Regions from separate parts of the Homo sapiens genome. Here regions 1 and 3 are each linked to region 2. The links are chromatin contacts, found by Hi-C or POLR2A ChIA-PET in ENCODE. All regions are on one chromosome and are shown on one strand. The core of a region is the stretch at or near the end of the contact, and the rest is flanking DNA. Distances in the headings are between cores, read along the strand shown. Region 1 holds the start of PTPN2 (protein tyrosine phosphatase non-receptor type 2). Region 2 holds the start of CHMP1B (charged multivesicular body protein 1B). Region 3 holds the start of CEP192 (centrosomal protein 192).

The links. A loop is a pair of places that touch in the nucleus more often than their neighbours do. ChIA-PET counts read pairs that join two places held with the same protein, here RNA polymerase II (POLR2A). Pooled maps may share reads with other maps.
Region 1: a loop to region 2 is called in a map of B cell, with 23 times the contacts of the local background. The contact joins the promoter of PTPN2 here to the promoter of CHMP1B in region 2. A Hi-C loop is called at or near these places in 3 of 168 maps with a recorded cell type or tissue (B cell, dorsolateral prefrontal cortex and naive thymus-derived CD4-positive, alpha-beta T cell), 1 of 37 single-sample maps with no recorded cell type and 16 of 50 pooled maps. POLR2A ChIA-PET finds 5 or more read pairs at or near these places in 1 of 52 experiments (AG04449).
Region 3: a map of CD8-positive, alpha-beta T cell shows a loop between it and region 2 (22-fold over the local background). The contact joins the promoter of CEP192 here to the promoter of CHMP1B in region 2. A Hi-C loop is called at or near these places in 3 of 168 maps with a recorded cell type or tissue (CD4-positive, alpha-beta memory T cell, CD8-positive, alpha-beta T cell and naive thymus-derived CD4-positive, alpha-beta T cell) and 10 of 50 pooled maps. POLR2A ChIA-PET finds 5 or more read pairs at or near these places in 1 of 52 experiments (CD4-positive, alpha-beta T cell).

Annotation. Positions count from the first base shown.
Region 1 is chr18:12,882,267-12,886,110 of GRCh38, reverse strand. It overlaps PTPN2 (protein tyrosine phosphatase non-receptor type 2), which reads left to right and starts at 1,874. Exons shown (of 9, transcript NM_002828.4): 1 at 1,874-2,038. The coding sequence starts at 1,970. RefSeq lists silencers at 253-302, 1,662-1,951, 2,332-2,671.
Region 2 is chr18:11,849,282-11,852,662 of GRCh38, reverse strand. It overlaps CHMP1B (charged multivesicular body protein 1B), which reads right to left and starts at 1,250. Exons shown (of 1, transcript NM_020412.5): 1 at 1-1,250. The coding sequence starts at 1,151. The coding sequence ends at 552. The region is part of intron 5 of GNAL (G protein subunit alpha L); the gene reads right to left. RefSeq lists a silencer at 539-833 and enhancers at 840-889, 1,158-1,397.
Region 3 is chr18:12,989,852-12,993,543 of GRCh38, reverse strand. It overlaps CEP192 (centrosomal protein 192), which reads right to left and starts at 2,182. Exons shown (of 45, transcript NM_032142.4): 1 at 2,107-2,182. RefSeq lists a silencer at 1,921-2,000 and enhancers at 2,481-2,860, 3,251-3,692.

The DNA of each region.
Region 1 (3,844 bases), core at 625-3,124, 1.0 Mb before region 2:
AAGGACTTTGAACAATTTGGGGGCAATAGGGAAGCCTGACATTTTAAAATCCTGAGAACTTCTGATCTTGACTTCAAAAGGGGCAAAAGTCTACATTTGGGGTCCTTTAGAAACAGCAAGCTAGGAACTAGTTGGGTTGGGAGTCACATATGTCGGAGAGACCAAGTCATATCTTGTCAGCAGGATATCTCGAAGCAAGTTAACCTCTGTTTTCTTTTTACCCCCGGGCTTCAGTGCAGCCCTGTATAGGTATTCTTCTGGAGCAATCATTCTCAAACTCTGGGGGGGCACAGGCATCCCCAGGAGAGCTTGCTTAAGTAGTCTCCTGGGGCCCCAACACCAGAGATTCTGATTCAGTAGTTTGGGGTGAGGCCTTCAAATTTGCATTTCAAAGAAGCTCACACTGGATGCAAATGATGCTGGTGTGAGAACCACTGTTCTAGATTCTTCGCTGCACTCAGCAAACTAAGATAGGCAAATACAGCTCCCGGAACCAGAGAGGCTGACAAATGAATTCCAAAGAGATGCTGAATACTTGGCGATAAGAACTGCTGCTTTGAGATAAAGATGCTCCTCCTTTGTAGAACACAGTATTTTTTGGTTGGAAAGCAATCTGATGAGCAGACTAATGCGAACATTCACAGGATATTCTGGGAGATACCATGCCTTTAATCAAAATAATCAGATTCAATGACAGAATTTCAGAACCAAGGACCATTAGACATTGTGGGGTCTTTCGGGGGAAGCTTTCCTGTATCTCTAAATCATACTATGTAAGTAGAAAGCTTGCTGACTGCTTTTTTGTTAATACGATTTCTTCTAGCTTCCGTAGCCAACTTTTTTTTTTTTTTTTCTGGCTAGGGTTTTCATTATTTTATGTGATTAAGGACACTTTTCTGCCCCAAGTATTGTAATCCTCTCGGCCGGCTCTGTCCAAAAGAACTGTCTTCGATGATAGAAACGTTCTACATATGTACTTTGCCACATAGCAGCCACTAGCCATACATGGTTATGGCACACCTGAAATGTGGCTGGTGCCACTGAGGAATTAAGTTAATATTTAAAATTTAAATCCCAATACTGGACAGCACGGCTAAACCTTTCCTAACCCTTCACGTTTCTTATGAAGATTATATAGCAGGATATTACAAGCACTAAAAAAGAACTATCTTAAATCTGAAGCAAGATGATTTCCCTAACTAGTACGTTTGTTTGGTAAAAGAGGACGTGCTATTTTTTACAGTTAAATCTAATTCGTAAGTTGTAGAACGTTTTCTTAACAAGGTATCCCTCTCCCAAATTCCGGGAGAGGCTGGCTGCCTTTCCTTTTGCTCCAGCGGTTTATTTGGCATAAAATCTGCAGGCTTACAGGAGCTGACACCAGGGCAGAAAAGAATGAGGAATTTGTTTCCAAGTTGGTCACAGGCCGCTAATCTGACCTAGATGATGTTTAAAATAATATTCAAATACAGCACTTTAAAAAACTATGAAGGCTGAGAAGAAAACGAGAAATGGGAAGCAAGAAGGAAGGCGGAGCGTGCCGGCGACTTCTCAGGGGACTTCCTCAGGGAGTCCCATTCCAGTAACCCCGCGCTACCCACGGACCACCGCCTCTCTCTTGTCGGAAGACGCAAGCCCAAGGGGCGGCTCACCTCGTGCCGCGCGCAGGGACCACGGCCGCCGGGTGGTCCCCTGGCCCCGCCCCCTCCCACCTGGGCACCCCGAGCCCCGCCCCCCGAGCGCCCCGCCCCGCCCCGCCGCCGACTTCGCGCCGCGCTCGGGCGCCGAGTCTGCGCGCTGACGTCCGACGCTCCAGGTACTTTCCCCACGGCCGACAGGGCTTGGCGTGGGGGCGGGGCGCGGCGCGCAGCGCGCATGCGCCGCAGCGCCAGCGCTCTCCCCGGATCGTGCGGGGCCTGAGCCTCTCCGCCGGCGCAGGCTCTGCTCGCGCCAGCTCGCTCCCGCAGCCATGCCCACCACCATCGAGCGGGAGTTCGAAGAGTTGGATACTCAGCGTCGCTGGCAGCCGCTGTACTTGGTGAGTCGCGGACCCACGCGGCAGTCGCCGACCTCCTCCGAGACCCGGACTCGTGCCCTGTCCGCAGGGTCCCTCCCGCCTCCCCCGCCTCTCGCCTCTAGCCTCTCGCTCGGGGCGGAAGTGGCGGCGCGGTCCGCGTCAGGGGCGCGCCTGCGCTGACCGCTCTCTTGCTCCTTTTGGTTTAAAAAAAAAAAAAAAAAAAGCATACTTGAGCTGAGCAGCTCATGGTTAGCGCAAGCGCAGTTAGTTCTGGAGGGCGGTGCCACAGCGGCTTCTTGGGGAGCGCGTGGATGCGCCACCAGCGTTGCGCGGCCCGGGTCTGGGGGTCCTTGGGAAAGCCGTGGGGGCGCTCGGGCGCGCGCCCCCGGGCCGCAGCTTCGCCGTAGCTCCCACGCCGCTGTGCTTGGTTCTTGCTCGCGGACAGCTCTTTCTCTGGCCGGGTGTTTTGTGGCCGGGTGGGCAGCTGGCGTCCCCGGGAGCGGTGAGGGCGGGGGCGGGCGAGCCGGGCCGCGGCGTCCGGGTCCAGCTGGCGCCCGCGCAGGACCTGTGGGAGCAGGCCGCTCTGGGCGCCGGGCCGGCCGCCGCAGCCCTCTGCGAGGCGAAGCTCGCTCTCCTGGCGGAGCCGCGGTGGTTGGGGGTGGCTCGTGGCCTCTGGCGAGGGCAGCGCTCTCGGGACCCTCCGTCTTCATTTTCCCCCGTGGCCCAGCAGCGCCCAGCGTGGGTTCGGCCCCCATAGAACCTTCCCGGAACGAAAGAGGCTTTGCTTGTGTTCGTCCAGTGATAGCGTGTCATTCTCTTTATAGTTTTCCTTACTGAGGTATACTTTCCCTACAGTGAAACGCAGCTTTCATGTGTGCTCCCAGACGGGTGTCACAAATGAATCCCCTCTTGCAAGCCCCCTCAAATCAAAATAGCCTTTCCTTGCCCTGAGAAAGTGCCCTCATCCCCTCCCCGGGGGCACGGTGTTCCGATGCCTATCGCCCTAATCGTGCCTGTTCAGCTCACATAGATGCAATATGTAGTATAAACACCTGTGATTCGCTTTTTTTATGTCAACTAGACTACCTTTTAATTCAAACAAAACTTTATCTCTTTTAAAATGATGTAACTGCTTTCCCCTTCGTTTAATCCTTGTCGTATTATTCCCAAGATTGAATTTGGTGACGGTTAAGTTAATGCTGCTTCTGATGTTTGGTTCTCTCTGTGTAAAGTAAAAGACGGGCTTTCCTGTAAATGGATGATCCTGGGTTTTTCCCCTTTCCATTTAATTAGATGGCAGTGAAAAATGTGTTCAGAAAGTAACGTTTTCTTCTTGAACACATTAGTGGGAAGTATAAATATTCTGATTCCCATGATACAGAGTATGTTAGAATAGGGATCTAAGTTTTAAAGAATGCTGGTAAGGACTCTTCCAATTATAGACAATCTGAAACGCAAATTCTGGTAGGAATCTTCATGTGAGAGAGCCTGCCAGCTGCATCTTCTCCAGTTACATTTGTTTTAGCAGAGGCTGCTGTCTCTCTAAGGGATAGGTTATATATCGAAATAGATTTGAAAAGAGAAAAGTGAATATAACTTAATTCAGCTTAACATTTTGGTTTAAGAAATTTAATTTTCTTTGGTATCATTAATATCCTTGAAAATTCAATGAGAATTGTGATTCCTCTTTCCAGAAAAATGAACTTAACTCGCATCCACTGGAGATTTCACATGCATTTTCAAAAAGATAAGGAAATCCTTCTATAGATTCTTACCGAGGAATCCTGTAGTTTCCTTGGTTGGTCAATGCTCATATTATTTTTTCCT
Region 2 (3,381 bases), core at 1-2,500:
ATGAGAACAATCATTTGCAGTCTCACTGTGAAGGCAAAAAAAAAAAAAACAAAAACCAAAACCCAAAGGATAAACAGAAATAGCACAGTCCACCGAATACACTGCATGGTGTTTATAACTGTATAACCAAACTAAGTAATCTTTCCCCTCTCTTTAACTTTTATGCACCACCTGCCATTCTAGATACTATCAATCACACTAAATAATAATAAAAACCAACCACCTTCAATCTGATCATTCTGGGCAGGAAACTGAATACAGTTTTGACCAGATCTTCGAGAAAGATTCATATACACGAAATTAACTAGTTCTGTTAAAAGGCTGCTATAAAAATACCATCATTACGAGCTATACAGAACTTTAGAATCCAGCTAAGAGTGCAGAAATACTGAATTTCTTAATTTATGTGGAGGGGGCTGTAAACCCAAAGGTAGAAGGGCATTTCAGCATTCTGGCGTGTTCAGAGTTTCTAGGGTATAGTATCTCTCTAACACACAGAGAGCATTTCAAAGGGTGGCTATGGCCAGGAAACCTCAGAGCGGGTTCTGCCGTCACACTTGATCCCGAAGGCGGGCCAGTCTCTGAGACAGTTCATCCTGCTCCGCCGAAGCCACGCTCGTGCCCACGGAGCCGGTCTGGCCCTGCGGCAGCTCCATGTTGAGGTCGAGGCCCGCCTCATCTGCCATTTCCTGGAGCAGCATATCCACTTGGTTCTGGGGAGTGGTGAGCGTCGTCGTGCTGCTCATCGTGTCTTCCATTTGCTGCGTCTGGACGTCCAGAGTCTCAAACTGGTGCTCGAATTTGTCCATCAAAGCAGAAATCTTCTCCAGATTCATGGTCTTCAATGTCGCATCCATCGACTTAACCACACCAGCCATCGACTTGGTCACCTTGCCCATCGTCACCGCCGTCTGGACCCTGGCAGCCACTGCATCGACTCGCGCACTCATTCTCAAGAAATTCACCGCCTGGTTCTTCTGGCGGATGGCATTTTCGGCGTGTATCCTCGCAACTTCCATGTTGCCCTTCTGAATGGCCTTTTTAATTTTGGCCTTTTCGGCCTTTTCCTCCTTATCGCATTTTTTGGCACTCCTACTCAGTTCTTTGGCCGCGAACTTCAGGTTGAACAGGTGTTTCTCCATGTTAGACATAGTCGGACGGCTCCTTTGGGTCGGCGGCCCGGCTGAGAAGCGCGCCGAAGGCAGAGAAGGTAAGGTAAGTCCGCTCCCGGCCGCCGCTCCTTTGTTTTGGTCCCACTTCCTGTTTCTACTGTGAGCGGCGCAGGTGGTGACGTCAGAGCCCAGCGCCAAAGGCGGAGCCTGCGGGACGGAAGGCGCCGGGGTGGGGCCTGTGGGACGTAAGACGCCAGGGGCTGCGCATGCAGGGGGATTCTGGCTGGACGCTCCGGCGCTGCGGCGGGGAACGCTCGCTTCCTGCGCTGCGTTCTACCCGGTTTTTAAAATTCTAACGCATTAGTCAATTCACAAAAATTAGTGCCCCCACGCACTTTCCTAGTAATAAATCTACCGAAGTAGACAGGATCTGTGGAGACCCGCGTGTAAAATTACCCACGCTCCAAACTTGGCAGGCTTTATAAAGGGTGACTGGCTAGCGGGCTAAAAACCAGCCAAACATCAGCTAGGTCTTCGCACTAACGCTTGCTTTATTAGCATGGGTAATTTCCACTTTCTCAGGGGAACTGGAAACCATGGATACATTAAAAACAAAAACATTAAAACACATTAAAAACAAACGGGTCATTGACGCGTCTCCATCTTTGACTACAATTTGTGCTAGAGTTCTGTAATATCCTTTTATTGCATTGAGTGAAAATAATCTTCAAAACTGTGGCACCACCAAATTTATACTTTGTCTGGAAGTTCAGCTTCTAGGTGAGTTGCCAGCAATTATCCAAAAATCGTCCCGTGGTTTAGTAATAAAAAGACCCATCTTTTGCTGACACCATTCTGTCTTTTTGATGTTTTATAAATATCCAAGGAACTTCACTCACATTTAAGTTTGACAGGCTAAACTGTCATTTTAAATTATGCAGGCAGAGTATGTTGAGATATCAGGACCCACACCCACGGGCATACATCAAAACTGTCACTATGTATTACGCCCTTTAAAAATGCTGGCTTTCAAATGGCAGCAATGTGTGCTGTCACTTTTCTCTTTAGAAAGATTCCTCCGATACAGCAATAACAATGTGAGAAGACCAAATCTGCCCTAATGAGGTAGGCTGAAAATGAACTCTGAGAGCGAATTCTGTTTAGAGATCATTTTAATCTAGCAGCCTGCCACCTCGCTTAGCTTCCTGTGATAGCTTGCCAGTCAGTTTCACAACACAAGACCTTCTGAAGACATAGCTCTGATGTTTTCACTCTCTTGCTCCAAACCCCGGGCATGGAGGCTAAACCTGCTGTGCAGCATGCTGGCTCGTCTTTCGCGCCCCTCCACCTCCGCCAGTCAAAGCAAACCGCAGCATGGAATTTGAGCATTATTTGCGTCATTCGGCCAGCGGGGAGAATGTGACTGACGCCCGGTCCTGTGGCTATGCTGTTCCTGTTGCCTGGATTTTAGTGTCCATGCATCTCTGCCTATTGACACCCTGCCAGTCCTTCAAAAGCCACCTTCACCATGGAGCCTCCCCAGGACTCCTCCTCTGTGTGGCCATACTACAGGGCACATTGCCTGGCAAGGGGTCTGTGTGTATAGGTCACCTGTTACAGTGTGAACTACTTGGATGCAGACACTGATTCCTTCCCCTCTCCATGGAGCCCAGCAGGCGCTCTGCACACAGCAGCCACTGAATCCAGATGGCGTTGCTGAATTTAATTGTATTTCAGAGGGGATAGGATGTTACCCTAGTTAGCAGCTTAGCTATGGTTCCTTTTTGCCCCGCAAAGCAGTAGAACCCTTTTTCCAAATGAAACTTTTCTAGAAATGGAATATAAACAACCAAAAAAAAGGGGAAGAAATCTGTTCAAAGTGGATATAGAGAGCTTAGGCCCCCTACTCTGCTCACCCTCCATTCCACTCTTCCCTTCTTTTAGGTCCTGGTTTTTCTTGGAGTTTGCAAACAAGTTTCTTATCCAGCTTCCATGTCATGCTCCATAGTTTTCTTTTTTCTTTTCTTTCTTTTTTTTTTTTTTTTTTTTGAGATGAAATCTTGCTTTGTCACTCAGGCTGGAGTGCAGTAGTGTGATCTTGGCTCACTGCAGCCTCCCCCTTCTGGGTTCACGCGATTCTCCTGCCTCAGTCTCCCGAGTAGCTGAGATTACAGGCACACGCCAGCACTACCGGCTAATTTTTGTATTTTCAGTACAGCTGGGGTTTCGCCATGTTGGTCAGGCTGGCCTCGAACTCCTGACCTCAGTT
Region 3 (3,692 bases), core at 933-3,432, 1.1 Mb before region 2:
GCATGTGAATAGCCACTGCAATCCAGCCTAGGCAACAAAGTGAGACCCTGTCTTAAATAAATATACAGGAGCATATGCATCAGTTATATGTAAATACTACACCAATCTATGTAAGGAACTTGAGCATCCAGAGGATTCTGGCATCCTGGGGCAAGGGCAGGTCCTGGAACCAATCCCATGGATAACCTGAGGGAACGACCATACTTCCAAATGGCTCTCTGACATCTACCTTACCCCCGAATGCAATACAAAATACAAAACCAAACTTGTTACCTTTCCTCCATTCATTCCCGCCGTTATCTTTAGTCTTCACCCAAATCCATCCCTATTAACTGGCAATACAAGCCTGACACCTAGGACCATCCTGATCCCTCCTGCTCTCTCACCAAATTCTAATGCTTCTAACGTCAAATACACTTCTGGAGCTGAGACCCACTTCTATATTCCTAATGCCCGTTGCCCATCACTTTTTATTCTGAACTATCACACGAGTCTCCCAACTAGCCTCCCCAAGTCTAGCCTTGTAATTACTAAGTTATTCATTCATATACAGACATGTAAACTATTAAAATTTATAGAAAACTCTTCAACAGTTGTCCCTATTTAGAAGGGCCTAATCCAAAGAAAACTCAGAAATTATGCAAAGGTCATTCATGCAACATTCATTATCAAACACAAACCATGAAGAACCCTCTACTTGGCACCAAGAATGCAAAGATAAATAAGGCAGCTCCCCTCAGGGAGCTGACAATCCCTGTCAACTACGATAGTGTTAAGTGCTTCAACAGAGCTTTGCTAAGGGTGCAAAGGTAACAAAACCCACGGGAAGATTCCTCAAGATGTAACCTAATACCTAGTCTCTTCTCCAGAAAAGATTACACTTGTAAACCATTCATGGACATAACACATTCCTAAAGGAAATTTCCTTTAATTTCTCACATTATTGCATTACCCACCCCTCCTCCATCATCTCAAGTGAAGACAATATTTTTCTTCTATCCTATTTGAACTGAGTGGCTATATTTGCAATTTCTCTTGCTATTTCCTTAAAGTAGTGACCTCAAATTTCACATCTGGACTCACTAATTACATTCCTAGGTACATAAAAGATTACTGACTATAGTCATTAATCGTAGGTCTATGTATACAATTAAACACATTTAAAAGCACACGCCGTGGAACCCAAAGCCGAGTCAAACTTCCCCAAAACTCATCATTTACTCTTGGCACTTTAAGATATACTTTAAAACTAGGTAGGCATTTGGTATATTATTGTTCAAGGCTTGCCGTTTTTGCCTAGAAAACTGAAATTTGGAGAAAAAGTTGATTTTGGAGCAGTAAAAACGCCAGTCGAATGACCTCAAAATAGTAAGAGCAAATGGAAATATGGTCATATAAACAGCTGTTCTCCAAACGACTGACTTGAAGAGGTCCTCATGTTTTACTAAACAAACTCTGAAAGTAACAGCAAAGTAAAAGTAGAGTGTATTAACATTCGTCTCATTTCACGTTCTGTTGATAATGAAATCATAGGCAAGGAATGTAGGTAAACTATTAGGAATAAATGAACGCAACCTAGCAGAAACCAAATCAAGTGAGTAAACGGAAGACAAGGGCATTAAGTTAAGTTAACAAGGTTACTTCCTGGGTCAGAATTTTAAACAAAAAGGAGGAACAGAACCGCCCATCACAGGGCACATAAAGGAAACATCACCGGTCACTTCACAAGCACACTGCAAGAAACTCCAGAGGGTAGCACGGAGAGGGCCTGTCCCTCAAGAGGTGGAAGTCCCCAGACAAGAGGGGAGGAAAGAAGGACGTGATCCCCTAACAGTCTGTCTCATCACGCCCGGCCAAAGCCCGATGACACAGAGGCGTGCAATTAATCCCAACCAGGCGGAGCTCAGCTCAGAGGCTGCGCCAGGCGCAGAGGCGCGGGAAGCGCGGCAGTCCCCTTGCTCGCGCCCTGAGGCCGCCCCACAGCCTGCGCCCCCACCCGGCCCAACCGTCACTGTCCCGTCGGTCCGGCAGCCGAAACGTAGGCCAAAGGTGCATGCGTCTGCCTCCCGCCTAGGCGCAGGCCGAGGCACCAGCGTCCCCCCTCACCGAGCCCGCGTCCCCGACTTCGGAGGGCAGTGTGCAGCGGGAAAGTCCACGGACTGAAGAGGTGTCCCAGGGCACTGCAAGTGCGCGTGCGCGTGGCCCCCGCACCGGCTGGAGCCCGGAACGGCCGTACCGCGCCCGCCTCTGGTTTACGTCTGTTCGCGGCACCAGGCAAGGGGAGGAGACTGAGCTGGCTTTTGATTGGACAGCGGGAAGACATGGGGCGGGAAGAAGCCCGGTGATTGGTGGGGACAGCGCGTTCCTGGATTTGAAGCGAGGAAGCCGCGCGCCCTGCGAGTCCGGAGGAGGAAATGGAGCTCTGCGCTGCGTGGGACCCGGGGGACGGCTCCCGTTGGCGCCGCCTTCAAGGTCTTGGCGAATTTGAAAATAATGCTTACTTTATTCAGTTTGGGTCTCCAGGGCACCGCCAGTCACTCTATGCGCAAAGAAGTATCCCCCGCCAACAAATCCCCCCCGATAGGTTTCGTCCTTCCGTGGGCAGATGCAGACCTTTCCTGTTGGTAGGCGCTGAAAGGCGTCAGGTTTCACCTTCAATCAGCTAATTCCTCGGGATCCAAGTTTCATGACATTTCGCCACATCTAGTCGCCTCTTTGTGACAGAGTAGGCTTTGTCTCGATTGCTTCCTACTTTTCTCCATCCTTCTTAGGCCACAAAACCCATCACCGCCATCTGCTCGGCACAGGCCCTTAACTACTTCACTGAGACCATGCCTTTCACTCAAAATGTATCTCAGTCTTTTTCAGTAAGGTCCCTTATCTCAAAATTTATTCCATATAGTCACAGAGGGAAAAGAGTCCCTCTTTTCCAAAGCTAACTCCTTAACTTCGTTCAAGTTACTGAAAGATGTCCGGCGCACCTTGGAGGAAAGAAGAGGGAAAACGCAAAGTTTAGAAGTCCCTAGACCTGAGGTTACTTGGTGGGGAAAGACGTCTGTTTACTTGACCACTTTCTACCTCCTGCAAACATGGCTCACCTGTCATTCTTGGATATCCTCTCCACTGGTTTCCTTCTCTCTGCCTACAAAAATGCAGCACCTCTCTACCCAAACACACACACCACACACCCATACACCACACACACCACTCACACCACAAACCACACACACCCACATATGCACCACACACACGTGTGTGACACGTATACACACATCCATACACAACACACACCCACATACACATCACCCACACACCACACACACCCTCCACACACAAACACCACTCAAACCACACACCCACACACACCCCTTCCTTGATTCTGTTTCATCACCTAATGACCATTCTTGTTTCCTTCCCTTAATGGTCTCCACTTTTTTTTCCATAGAGGAAGCCAGGCTTCCACTTTTTACACCTTATTTTGACGCATTTCATGGTGTCTAGCTGGGTCCTTAAAACTTTATCAGGAATAGACTCCTAATTGTCAAACTCAGTGATATCTCCACAGTTCGACACCTCTTCTTGGAACCCTGCAGCCTTGGTATTTGCAAAGAGTAATTACCTTTATTCTACCTTTGTCCACACTCAGTGAGCAAAGATAAATGCAGAAAATCTCAAGATTTTCTGAATCCCAA